2 separate regions of the Mus musculus genome follow, and region 1 is linked to region 2. Evidence: chromatin contacts called from ENCODE Hi-C or POLR2A ChIA-PET data. All regions are on one chromosome and are shown on one strand. Each heading gives the region's core, a stretch centred on a gene start or an enhancer-like site at or near the end of the contact. The rest is flanking DNA. Distances are from core to core; before and after follow the strand shown. Region 1 overlaps Tns1 (tensin 1). Region 2 overlaps Tns1 (tensin 1).

What was found. Hi-C counts contacts between places; a loop is a spot of excess contacts on that map. ChIA-PET counts read pairs that join two places held with the same protein, here RNA polymerase II (POLR2A).
Region 1: a loop to region 2 is called in a map of left cerebral cortex, with 1.8 times the contacts of the local background. The contact joins two enhancer-like sites. A Hi-C loop is called at or near these places in 5 of 37 maps with a recorded cell type or tissue (CH12.LX, heart and left cerebral cortex). POLR2A ChIA-PET finds 5 or more read pairs at or near these places in 2 of 5 experiments (Patski and embryonic stem cell).

Annotation. Positions count from the first base shown.
Region 1 is chr1:73,977,619-73,983,670 of GRCm38, reverse strand. It overlaps Tns1 (tensin 1), which reads left to right. Exons shown (of 33, transcript NM_001289895.2): 17 at 1,373-1,438; 18 at 2,641-2,757. Among named protein-coding and RNA genes, the nearest start is that of Gm39664, 50 kb to the left of the region's middle. Within about 2 kb of position 4,227, at least 3 of the 3 ENCODE cell types and tissues checked have a DNase peak (open chromatin) inside an H3K27ac peak, as active enhancers do; they include heart and left cerebral cortex, where a contact is called at or near this core.
Region 2 is chr1:73,939,988-73,945,907 of GRCm38, reverse strand. Tns1 (tensin 1) reads left to right here. Exons shown (of 33, transcript NM_001289895.2): 20 at 3,802-3,998; 21 at 4,855-4,930. Among named protein-coding and RNA genes, the nearest start is that of 6030407O03Rik, 78 kb to the right of the region's middle. Within about 2 kb of position 3,496, at least 3 of the 3 ENCODE cell types and tissues checked have a DNase peak (open chromatin) inside an H3K27ac peak, as active enhancers do; they include heart and left cerebral cortex, where a contact is called at or near this core.

The DNA.
Region 1 (6,052 bases), core at 2,978-5,477, 37 kb before region 2:
GCTGAGGACCAGGCAGAGTGCATGGAGGAGCCAGTTCAGAGGAGGGGTGGCCCTCCTGTATACTCTGACATGTGGTAAAAAGGTTGTTCTGTGAGAACTCTTTGCATCCAAGCCAGGAGGACTGACACGGGAGGCCTCGTGAATTTCAGGACAGATTATAATCAGTCTTGACGGGGAGAGGAAGGTGGAGCTGACAAAATCAAAAGGAGGTTGAGGAGAGACAGAGAGAATGATATGGGGGTGGGTGTTTCCAGTTTCCTCTTGCATGGTGCTAGTCTGGTGAACCATTGAGAATCAACAGACCCACAAATGGAAGCCTTGCCAATATCTGTCCTAGTTAGGGTTACTATTAACGTGATAAAACACCATGACCAACTTGGGGCTTGCCTTAGTTAAGGTTTCTATTGTTGTGAACAGACTCCATAACCCAGGCAACTCTTACAGAGAACATTTAATTGGGGCTGGCTTACAGATTTAGATGGTCAGTACATTATCAGCAAGGCAGGAACATGGCAGCATCCAGGCAGGCATGTCGTTGGAGGAGCTGAGAGTCTACATCTTGATCGGAAGGCCTCCAGGAGACTATCTTCTAGGCATCTAGGAGGAAGGTCTCCAAGTTCACCCGCAAAGTGACACTCTTCCTCCAACAACACCACACCTCCTAGTAGTGCCACTCTCTGGGCCAGGAATATTCAAACCACCACAGAGCTGGAAGCAAGCTGGGGAGGAAAGGGTTTGTTCAGTTTATGCTTTCCCATCACAGTTCATCATCAAAGAAAGTCAAGACAGGAACTCAAGCAGGGCAAGAACCTGGTGGCAGGAGATGGTGCAGAGGCCATAGAGGGTGCTGCTTACTGGCTTGTTCCTCATGGCTCACTCACCCTGCCTTTTCATAAAACCCAGGACCACCAGCCCAGAGATGGCACCACCCACAATGGACTGGGCTCTCCTCCATCAATCACTAATTAAGAAAATTCCCTCCTGGCTTACTTACAGCTCAGTCTTATGGAGGTATTTTCTCAGTTGAAGCTTTCTCTTCTCCAGTGACTCTAGCTTGTGTCAAGTTGACATAAAACTAGCCAGCATAGTGTCTGAGGGAAGCCCCAAGTCTGATCTCCATAATTTCAATACTCAAGGGATGGAGGCAGAAGGAGGGCAGGAGGTTGAAGTCAATCCTTTACTACATAATGAGTTTGGGGCTAGCCTGGGCTACATGAGAGGCTATCTCAAAATATTTTTTTCACTTTGCATGTACAGTTTCCTCTGTGAAAAAGGCAAATGTAGACATGTTATTGTATTATTAACCATGTATGCATGTATGACCGACTCTTTGGGAGTCTGTGGCCCATTTTCTCTTTTCCTTTTCTTTCAGATGATCGATTTCCTGACTATGGCAAAGTGGAGTTTGTCTTTTCCTATGGACCAGAGAAAATTCAAGGTATAGACCAAGTTGCCATTCCTCCCCTGCACCTTCACCTGTCCCTGTATCACTCTCAGCATTCGCACACGGTCCCTCTGTAAACATGATGTTCCTTGTGATTTAGAGCAGGCCAAGGTAAAGATCCCAGCTACACCTGACCCAGCGCCTTACTTTCTATATAACAAGAATAAATGCAGACAGTGAGGCGCCAAGGTGACTAAACTGTTCTGGTCCCTTCAGGTCACCATCTTGTTATAGTCAGAAACTGAGGGCCTTGGCAGATGGAAGACACCTCCAGAGAACATTCAAGGGTGCTGGGTGGATTGTGGGTATTTATGGACTGAAGTGGCTCAACCTGAAGGCCAGTTTAATAATAAACAGGCTTTCTTCTTCTAGACTCTAAAAACAGAGTCCAATTGCTCTTCATCTTATTTGAGAACAGAATGGGAGGAGATGAAGTTAGGTTACAGGCAAAGGGACTCTGGGTAGACTAAAGAAGGGACTGCCAAGCAAGGAAAATAGGCTACCTTGAATGGCCTGACTAGCTTCTGTGCTGACTCTGAGGATGTAAAAGAGAACTGGCCTGTTTTTACAGATGCGTGTCTAAAGTAGGGGACAGGGGCAGGCCTGGGATGACCTTTCCAGTCTGTGTCTTTTCAAAGTCACAGTTGTAATTTCCCTGCTGTCCCCACCTATGGGTGGTTCAGGATAAGCCTGCCCTTTCTCCCTTCTCCAGTCTCCAGGGTAGACCCTTGCTCCTGCCCCAGGACAGTACATGGGTGGGTGCTTACTTTCTCGTGTGTGTGTGTGTGTGTGTGTGTGTGTGTGTGTCTGTGTGTCTGTGTGTGTGTATGTGTATGTGTGTGTGGTCTGTGTGTATATGTGTGTGTATATATGTGTATGTGTGTGTGTGTGTATGTGTGTGTGTGTGTATGTGTGTGTGTATGTGTGTGTGTGTGTGTGTGTGTGTGTGTGTGTGTGTGTCTGTGGTGTGTGTGTGTATGTGTGTGGTGTGTGTGGTCTCCCTTTTCGGTACCTTGTCCTGATTTACCCTTATGACCTAGTCTGGGATGTCCAGGGTCTGCAGGCAACCCAAGTCATTGTCCCACCTTAGAAAACAAGAAAACAAGTGGGTACCTCAGAGATGACCCATTGGAGAGCTCTAGTCTTTTGTTTTACTACGTGCTAATCTCTTCCTGTTTCCTGCTGGTTCCCCATAGGCATGGAACACCTGGAGAATGGGCCCAGCGTATCTGTAGACTATAACACTTCTGACCCCCTCATCCGCTGGGACTCCTATGACAACTTCAGTGGGCATCGTGAGGATGGCATGGAAGGTAGGTGACCCTTTGTTGCCAGGCTCTCGATGAACTGGCCAGCCCTGGCCTGTGTAACCTTGGTTCTCTGGAGTATCCATAGAGGAGGTGGCTTTAAGTGCAGCTGTCAGTCTTTGTTCCGTCTCTTTGGAACCTGCCCTTCGGGTAACTCCAGGCCACTCTCTGTGTTCCTAGAGGTCAGAGCATGGATGTGTAGAAGCAGTATTTGGGGTCTAAGAACTTGCATGGAGATCCAGCAAAAGTATCTGAGAACTCAGTGTGGGGTTCCAAGATGTAAAAAAAAAAAAAAAAAAAGCCATAGAGTGGATACATGGCTGCAACACCAACGTATTCCATAGTCTGTGGCAGTCCGTTTGTTTGTTTGGAGGGATGAGGGGTGGAGACTCTGAAAAGAGTTTGCTAGACAGCACATGAAGCTAAGTGACCTTGCGATGGCCCCTTGGCTCTGGCCCTAGGTTTGCTTTCTGATTCATCTACAAGATGGCAGAACGTCAGAGGGTCCCCTGTATCTGTTGGGGCAACTGAGATCTTCTGAAAGGCAAGATTAGGACTTCCTCCTCAGACCCAGGCTGTGCCTTCTTAAGGATACCAGTGCCAACCCCCTTCCCCCACCAAAGCTTCCTTTGTTGATGGAGTTGAACTGGGGAGGAAAAACGTAGCCTGGGGCTCTCACTTGTCTACCTCTGTGTTGATGTCCCCTGTCACCCTCGTCCAGGCAGCCTCCTATACTGCTCTACTCAGAAAGCCATGCTACAGACATCAGTAGCTATCAGAGAGGCTGGAGGAGGGAAGGAAGATTAGAATTCAGGGGTTCCATGAGAGGGGATATATGTGCAACACCACAGGTTTGGTGGTTTGCCCTTGTATTCTCTCAAGGGGCCTTCATCTCCCACTGAAGATGGGAGATGGCCCACCCCGCGCCCCCAGTTCCCATCTTCTGAGTGGCGGAGTGGCCTGGGCCTGGGGTAGAATTGAGGATGGAATCAATTGTTTTGGAGGCTGCTGCCAGTCTCATCATTTCTCATTTTGGGGAAGTTTGCATTTTTAACAAGAACACTTGGCAATTTGAAGGCATTTTTAATGCCTCACCATCTCCCTGGTGCAGATGCAATGCAGTGATAAATGTTTAAAAATATTTCATGAGCTCTGAAGTGCCAAGAGAATCAAAGGTAGAATAATTAAGGACCAGAAGGAATGGATGGGGTGAGCCTGAGGGAAAGAAGAACAGAGGGCCAGGGTATGACAGGGAAACCTGGGGTAGCAGGTGGATTCAGAGGACAGGCAGGACAGACAAGGGAAGGTCGTGGCTGGCTCTGTAGCCCTTATCCCATGATCTAATTCCCTAGTAAAGAGATGGAGCTGGCAGGACCTTGGGCCAGTTAAAAGGTCAGCTGGTCCTATCAGGACAGAGGGGCTCCTATTTGCAGACAGAAAAGCTGGCCCTCTGCCCATAGGGGGGCAGATCAGGGCTCTGCTGTCCCTTTCCTTGCCTGGCCTGACTGAGCCGAGGCTGGGATGGTTGCCAGGGAATAGCTATTCTGCACTCTGACTGTGTGCTCCTTGCTGCCTGCCCCTGGACTGCATTCCCCCTGGGCCTAGAGACCCCAGGGCTGCCCCTGGCTGAGGCCCAGAGGAGGAAAGATGCCTTTTTTGTGGCTATTGGTCAAGAGGGAAGCGGGAACCTCTTATCCCCTTAGTTGTGGGGAGAGTGTGGTTTATCTGTGCCTACTCTGGGAGCAGGAGACAGTGAAGGAACAGAGGAAAGAGATGGGAGCCCATATTGAAAATAGGTTCTGTCTGCCATTGCTGTACGTCTCTCTGCACATGTCTCCCTCTGTATGCTTGTATCCCTTAGTCCTCTTCATGTGGAATCGTAAACATAATAGACTAGGATCTGCCTTAGTGGTTTTCTTTTGCTTTAGCCAACTCTTTCTTCACGTAGCCACCATGCCCCGCAGCCTGTGACCCAGAGGGGAAGGATGGCCCAACCCTGGGTGTCTGATTGGGGAGAAGTGAGGGTCCTGGGTTTCCTGGGTTGTGGTGGAGAGTTGTCTGGCCCCTGCTTCCCTCCTCCTCATATCTGCCCACACCTCTCTCAGGGTTGGTGTGGAGGCTGCCAGCTTGGCCTTGGCTGACACCACCATGTGAGCCTCCAGGAGTCCCATTAGTTCCTTGGCTTGAGTTCTTAGCCCCATGCCCTGGTCCCAGCACCCCTTAGGGTGAGGACAGAGCTTTGTTTTTGCCTATGCTGCACAGAGCAGTGTCCAAATTCTTCCAGAGGGTTCCAATACACTGCTCTCTGTAACAAGTTTCAGTAACAGGGTGGGGATGGCTCCTCTGTTTCTGAGGAGCCAGGAAGTCAATTTGCCCTGGTACTCTCTGCTTGATGTCCTCTGACTCCTTGGTCATCAACTTGTTGGGAGTAAAGATTAGGGAACCAGGGCTGATGCTGGCTAAGTGGGAGCATGGAAGCAGATTCTCTGACTGGACACCAGGGTGATGGCAGAAGAAAATTCATCCCAGGCCTAGTGAGGATGGCAAGGATGCTAGTATCCATTGCTTCTGGATTTTGTTTGTGTGAGGTTCCCAGATGAGCCAGGGCAGGTGGCCAGGGGTTTGGTCTGATGTCCAAGCTTTCTTGGTTTTCTGGGCTCTGAGGAGACCATATATTTTCTTAAGGGAGAGTTCTAACCCTCTTCAGTTCTTCTGTCTCAGCTAAGAGGAGTCCCTTGTCTACAGCCAGGAGTCTCTGGTCTGGGTGACTATGGAAGTAAGGTTGTCCAAGGACTGACTTCTTTTTTGGGGGGAGAGAGATGGGAGATAGGGTAAGGAAAGATAGTACAAACAGGCAGCAAGTGAGAAGAGAAATGCAGAGGTATGACACCGAGAGATGGAGAGGAAGATCTGGTCTAGGAGGCCTGAGATTTGGGTCCTGGGCATCCCTGGTGACCCCTTCCTGTCGCTCATCAGTTTTAGTCTCTATGAAATAGGATATAGGCGTGTCTTCTCATTTTGAGCTCAAACAGTGTTTCCTTGGGGGCTTATGAGAGAGGTTGAGATGATCCTAACTTCTCAACTCTTGAGCTCCAGGGTAAAGAAAAGGCAGAGTGGATGCATCAGTCAGCACAGGCCAACAGATGCTGCAGTAACAAACAGCCCCATTCACATGGCTTCCTCCTGCTCAAGGTATCTGTGTATTGAGGATGAGATGAGGCCTCTGTTCCTTACAGTTTTCCTGGTAAAGGTGGTTTCATCTAGAAGTGTCTCTCATCGCTGCCACCACAGGAAGAGGACT
Region 2 (5,920 bases), core at 2,247-4,746:
AGCTGCTAGTGTGCTCTTGTGTGGCTTTCTAGTGCCCTGGCCCAGCAGGTGGATTCCATCCTGGATCCTTACTTCTGGAGCCCTGGGCATGGAGCCGGATACCCAGTCCAACCACCGGAGCTGTGGAACCCAGTCTTTTTGGAGATTGGAAGGCTGGAAAGAAGAATTGGGTCTGTGGGGGGTGGGGGGGTAACAAGTATGTGGGTCTATGGGAGATGCCTTTGTTGATGACCGTGGTGACTCTGTGTGACTCTGGAGTGTATATCCGTGTGACTCAGAAAGAGTGGCAGTGCTTTGTCAAAGTGTTGGAGAGGGTGCGTGTATTTGTATGTGTATAGCTCTATATCTGTCTCTAAATAGAGATGTAATCATATGCATGTTATCTGGTTTAAGACATTTGGGCGGAGAACTGTCCTTCTAGTTGTAGGGCTGTCTCAGGGGCACTGAGGGCAGGGCTGACAATACACTGCTCCTAGATGTGTGGCAGCTCTCAGGTGTTGGGTGCAGATCCAGTGCCAGCCCCGCGTAAAATAGCCCTTAGAGGACGACACAGGACTGATTGTGGGGCATTTTGAGCTGAAAGGCCACCTCCTTACCATCAGAGTATCCCACTTCTCAGTGTTCAGCAGCCGGGTGGGAAGAACCTTCCAGAGTCCCTTGTTGGTTTTGCTTTCCTCCTTAGCTTCCTATGTTCCTAACTAAGGTCTGCTGTAGGGAAAGCTAGGGACCAACCAGGTCACTTGTTCTGTGGCCCTTCTTGTGGGGCTAAGATATACACTCTCTGTCTCTGTGTCTGTCTGTCTGTCTGTCTGTCTCTGTTTATCTGTCTCTTTGTCTTTCTGTCTCTGTCTCTCTCTGTCTCTCTGTCTGTGTGTGTGTGTGTGTGTGTGTGTGTGTGTGTGTGTGTGCTCCTGTCTGTATCCATGTGGTAAACAAAGGCTTAGAGAGAAAGAATAGCCAGGAGACAGAGAAAGCCCTCAGTGAAGGCCTGCTTATGGAGCAGGGCCCTTTTGATATTCAGTCAGTTTTGGGGGTGTGAGGTGGCTGTTTTCTCTATGCCTCTATGCCTTTCTCTCTATCTCTCTGCTTCTTCCTTGCCTCTCTCTGTGTTTCTCTATTTTTGTCTCTCTCTGTGTCTCTCTCCGGCTCTCTCTTTCTCTGACCCTGGTTGTCAGCTGGTATCCAGAGTCACCAATTGGCTGAGGAACAATGAGGTTCTCTTGTCTCCCCTCTACTGTGTCAGGCTTCCTCTCATAGAAAGAGACTAAAGAGAGGGACCATAGCTCTGCAAGCACTCTGGGTTAACGATGGGCTTGCCAAGGGGGACAACAGTGAGCCACTGTGTTCCAAGACTGTGCGTGCCCTGCCTGGCTGCTGGTGACATGGACCACTCTCTGGGAATGATCAGCCTTATGGCAGTGGAATGTGTGTGTGTGTGTGTGTGTGTGTGTGTGTGTGTGGTATCTTTCCTTTTCTTCAAGGGGAAACTTTGTCCTGCACTCCCCTCACTTTTTGGAGATCACTTGGTCCATCCCTCTGCCTCAGGTCAGAGCATGCTCCCATGTGCCATCCTGGCAATGACAGGGAAGGGATCTGGAAAAATTCAATTATACTTGCTACCTGACTACCCTTTCTGGTAACTCATCACACCACAGGCTGCGTCTTACTCTAGTGTTGCCTTCTATGGACCTGAGCTTTGAGGCAGTGCCAGGAAAGGAAGGGTGAGAAGGTTCTGTCCCCCCACTCCAACAGAAACAGATCTCCTTTCAAAAGTCAGCACAGGACCCCTGAACAGGGAAAAAGCAGAGAGGTTGCCAGAGACTGTGGTGGTGGCGGTCTGGTGAGGGGTGGCCCTGGAACCGAAGGCCGTTCTTACATGTCTCCCTCTGCCTTGGGTCTGAACTCTGTTCCATCCCCCCAGAACTTTTGTCCAGTTGCTCTTTGTCACAACATTATTAGAGAAGCAATGGCTGTGTCTGCTTCTCTCTAATGTTTCTGCCAGGAATAAACTGAGAAGGAGGGCCAGGGCTGGTCCACACTTCCCAGAGGCCCGCGCTGGGCAGGTCCTGGTTGGAGGAAAGAGGAGCGGGATTGAAGCCAGAGGCTGCTCGAGTTCTGGGAGCTTAGTGTTGCTGGCAGAGCCTGCTGTGGCTCCAGCTGTCCAGAACCACCCCCTCTCTGTAGATGTCCCCGGCAGCCCCTTCTCTGGACTGACACACCTTCTATTTTTCTTTTCTGGAAATCAGGGTATTCTGAAGGTAGGGGCTTATTTGCTTATTTGAGCAGAGAAAGTTTGGGACAGACAGGATGAAGTCCGTCTTGGTTTCTACTGTGCAGGTAGGAGAGCTGCCTCTGATTAACAGCACAAATTGGAGACTCTAGTGTGCCTTCTGCCTTCTGTACATCACGTGTACCACTGGCAGCTGGTCTTGCTATTCTCTGACAGGCCCCAGAGCCTCCATCCCAGAGTCCATGCATGGGCATCACAGTAACTGTGTGTGAGTGAAGTGCTTCTGCCCCAGCACTTTGCTGTTTACATCAAGCAGGAAGGCTACCTGGGTGGTGCGGGCCATTGCAACTGTGTGGCTGTGGCAAGGGAGGGGTTGGGGACCACGCGGGCTGTGCAGATCCCTTTGCAGAGGATGAGAGGGGATTAGGTTCCCTAAGGGTGAGTCCCACTGGATTGTTCTGGCTATATTCCTGAAGGCCAACATTTTGTGTGTGTGTGTGTGTGTGTATTTATACATGTATGTGTACAAGCATACACTCCTGCCTGTGGCTAAGGAGAGGGTCCCAGAGGTGTGTTCATGTCCCGAGCTCACGTGACCTTAGTCCCTTCATTAGTCCTGGTGTTGATGATGGCAGAGATGAGACTTTAAGATAATCAGGCCTAGGATTCCCACCCTCAGGGTTGGGCCTTGGCTGCTGAGACCTGGGAAGTCAGTATTCTAGGATTCTGGAAGCCAGCACAGTGAAATAATGGATTCCATACCTTGGGCCAGCTGTGGGGAGAGAAGATGGAGAGGAGGCAGGGTGAAGCTAACATGGGCAGCGTTTGTGGTGAACTGAACAGGACGTGGGGACAGGGAAGACGGAGCCCCTTGCTCTTCTTTGCCTGCCCTCTGCCAGGATAGGATGTGGTAGGGGTCTTGGCCTCCATCGTGGCCACAGCCACCGTCGGATGATGATATGAAGAGGACTGCTGAAGGGCAGCTGTAGGGGGAGTTAGTTTAGAGGTTTCAGGGGTGTGCTGGTTGAAAGCCAGGGGACCCCTGAGATCAGAACCACCACAGAAGCCTGCTGTGGTTGGAGACTCCAGAGCGTGACTTGGTCATTCCTTTGTTTTCCACTGGGAGCACCATGTGCAAGATGATGCAGTTTAGTCCTTTCCAAAAGCCCTTCCCAAAGGCTCCATGTTGCTTGTTGGTTGATGCAGTTGCCTTGGAGACCTTCCCTTCCCTCCTCTGGAAGTTCTGGCCTTCTGCCTCTGGGGGTTGGAAGGAGCTGACATCTGTTTCTTGTATCAGTCCTTTGTGCTCTCCGTCCAAATCCTATGCAGAGTAGAGACTCCTCTTAAAGGCAGAGGCCAAGCTAAGCAAATCCCCCTGCCACCCACTGGGGGGAATTTAGGGTTTGAGCTAAGTTGGGAACAGGAAGGCATGGTGAGGGGGACTGAGGGGATGTGGCCCACTCCAGTTCAGCCCCCAGCTGAGGTGCTGCCTTTGTGTTTGGGGGTGTTAGGTGGGATTATGTCATTCTTTATTCTACTCATTGCTTTCCATACCCTGCCCTTCCTCCCAGGGGTTCAGGCTCGGGAGAGGCAGCCTGCAGAGCCCCCAGGCCCACTCCGGAGGCGGGCAGCCAGTGATGGACAGTATGAAAACCAGTCTCCGGAGGCCACATCCCCCCGTAGTCCTGGGGTCCGCTCCCCCGTCCAGTGCGTCTCCCCTGAGCTGGCTCTTACCATTGCCCTCAATCCTGGAGGGCGCCCCAAAGAGGTGAGTCCTTGAGTTGATGAGTCCTGGACTCACAGCAGGGAGCAGAGTCCATTGGGCATCTCCAGGAGCCTGAGAGTCAAGTGCTGTTACCTCTTGAGTGACTTGCCCCTCCCTGCATCCTCCCTCATCCATGGTCTCTCTTCAATAGCATTTGTACCCCTCCTTTTTTGCTTTAACACTGAGACTGAAGGTCCCTTCTTGATCCAAAGAAAGAAAGTTCTTTAGGGAGGTGACAAGCATCGTGGGGGTGGCATCCGGTACTCCCAAGACTTACAGTCCAAAGTGGGTCAGGTAGACTGGCAAACATCTTTTTGAGCCTTTCAGAAATAAGGCTCTTCTAAGAATATTTTACTTTGTGCCCAAATCACTCCATTGCTGAGAAATTTCAGTAGTCAGAGGCAGTGTTTCTTGAACTTCCATGGCAGAAGAACTGCCAAGGAGTGTGTTTAACCCTTTCATTTCCAAATGCCTCTGCAGAGGCACCAGCATAGCAGATCTGTTACAGGACCCAGGAATCTGCATTTTGAAATAGCCTGATGTAGGTGGACTCACTTAGAACTTCATGCCTAGGGCATTGTTCTGAAGAGGCAAGGCCCTTTTCTGTGACCCTGTTCTGAAGGAGTTCTGCCTAAGTTTTAGTATGGACTTGCAAACAGCCACTCCCCTAGTTAGCCACCAATAAGGATTTGTTGAGGCAGTGAGTGGTCAGCATTTGGGCTTACCTGGATGAGGTAGAGAGTCAAGCTAGAGAGGGAATATGTGGGCAGCCAAACTTGCTGCCCTTGTGCCCAGTATCACCTGAGGAGGAACCTCTCCTCAGAGCTTCCTTCTCTCGCCCCCTCTGTTCTCCCGGCAGCCTCATTTGCATAGCTACAAGGAGGCCTTTGAGGAGATGGAGGGGACCTCCCCAAGCAGCCCGCCACACAGTGTGGGTAAGAGCACCTGCTAAGCCTATTTCCCCATGCCCTCTTCAACATTTCCTTACTAGTCTGTGTGATTGTCCCAGGTGTGGGGTTAGGGGCGGGGGTGGGGTGTGTGTGTGTGGAGAGTCAGTGGAGTGGGGAAAGGGCTGGGACTGATTGCTTTTTACTCCACAGCTCACCCCAATCTCTACTCTATCGCTATGTGTTCTCTACCCTCTACTCTCAACCTAAGGATGAGACCGGCTAGGACTTAGCATCCAGAATTTGACTGCAGGTCCTGGCTCTATATGATGGGACTTTCTGTGTAGACTGACTCAGTTTTTCCCCATGCACTACTAGTATGAAATCCTCTGTCCTCTCTCTTGTTTCTGATGCCCCGCCTGTCCGTATCCAGGCACCTTCATCTCAGGCACCCTGTGTCACTTGTGCTCTCTCATACACATACGCTCTCTCATGTCATCCTTGACCTCCCAGAAGGGCATTTAGTTTGCATTCTCAGCGTATTCACTGGAGAGGCTGCTCCCTGAAGAACAGATAGAGAGAATTGCTAAGTGTGCCCCGGGTTGGTCAGTGTTTCTTTCTATAGGGGAAGTGCCTTGAGAGGAATTGGGGGACGTTACTGTAGGGAAAGTGATGGGGTCATACCAGGTGGTAAGGGACACAAGGCCCTAAAGAAAGTAGAGATGGATGATGCTCAGTTCTTAGGTTGTCAGGGCCTGGCCTGAGTGTCCAATAGTCCCTGGGAGAAGGAAGGCCAGCAGGAAGTGTTGCCTGAGCCTGGCTGTGCATCCCCTGGGGTATGACTGTCCTTCACAGGGACGGAAGGTAGACTGAATGTATGGCTGCTATCTCAGGCATACAGGAAGCTAAAGCTGGGACTGCAATAGTCCTGGGGGGGCATGGTTCCTGATGCCCAGTGGACACAGCATAGGCACACACACAGACACACACAGACACACATACACACACACATTTGTGATTTAAAACTCCCTATGTGTC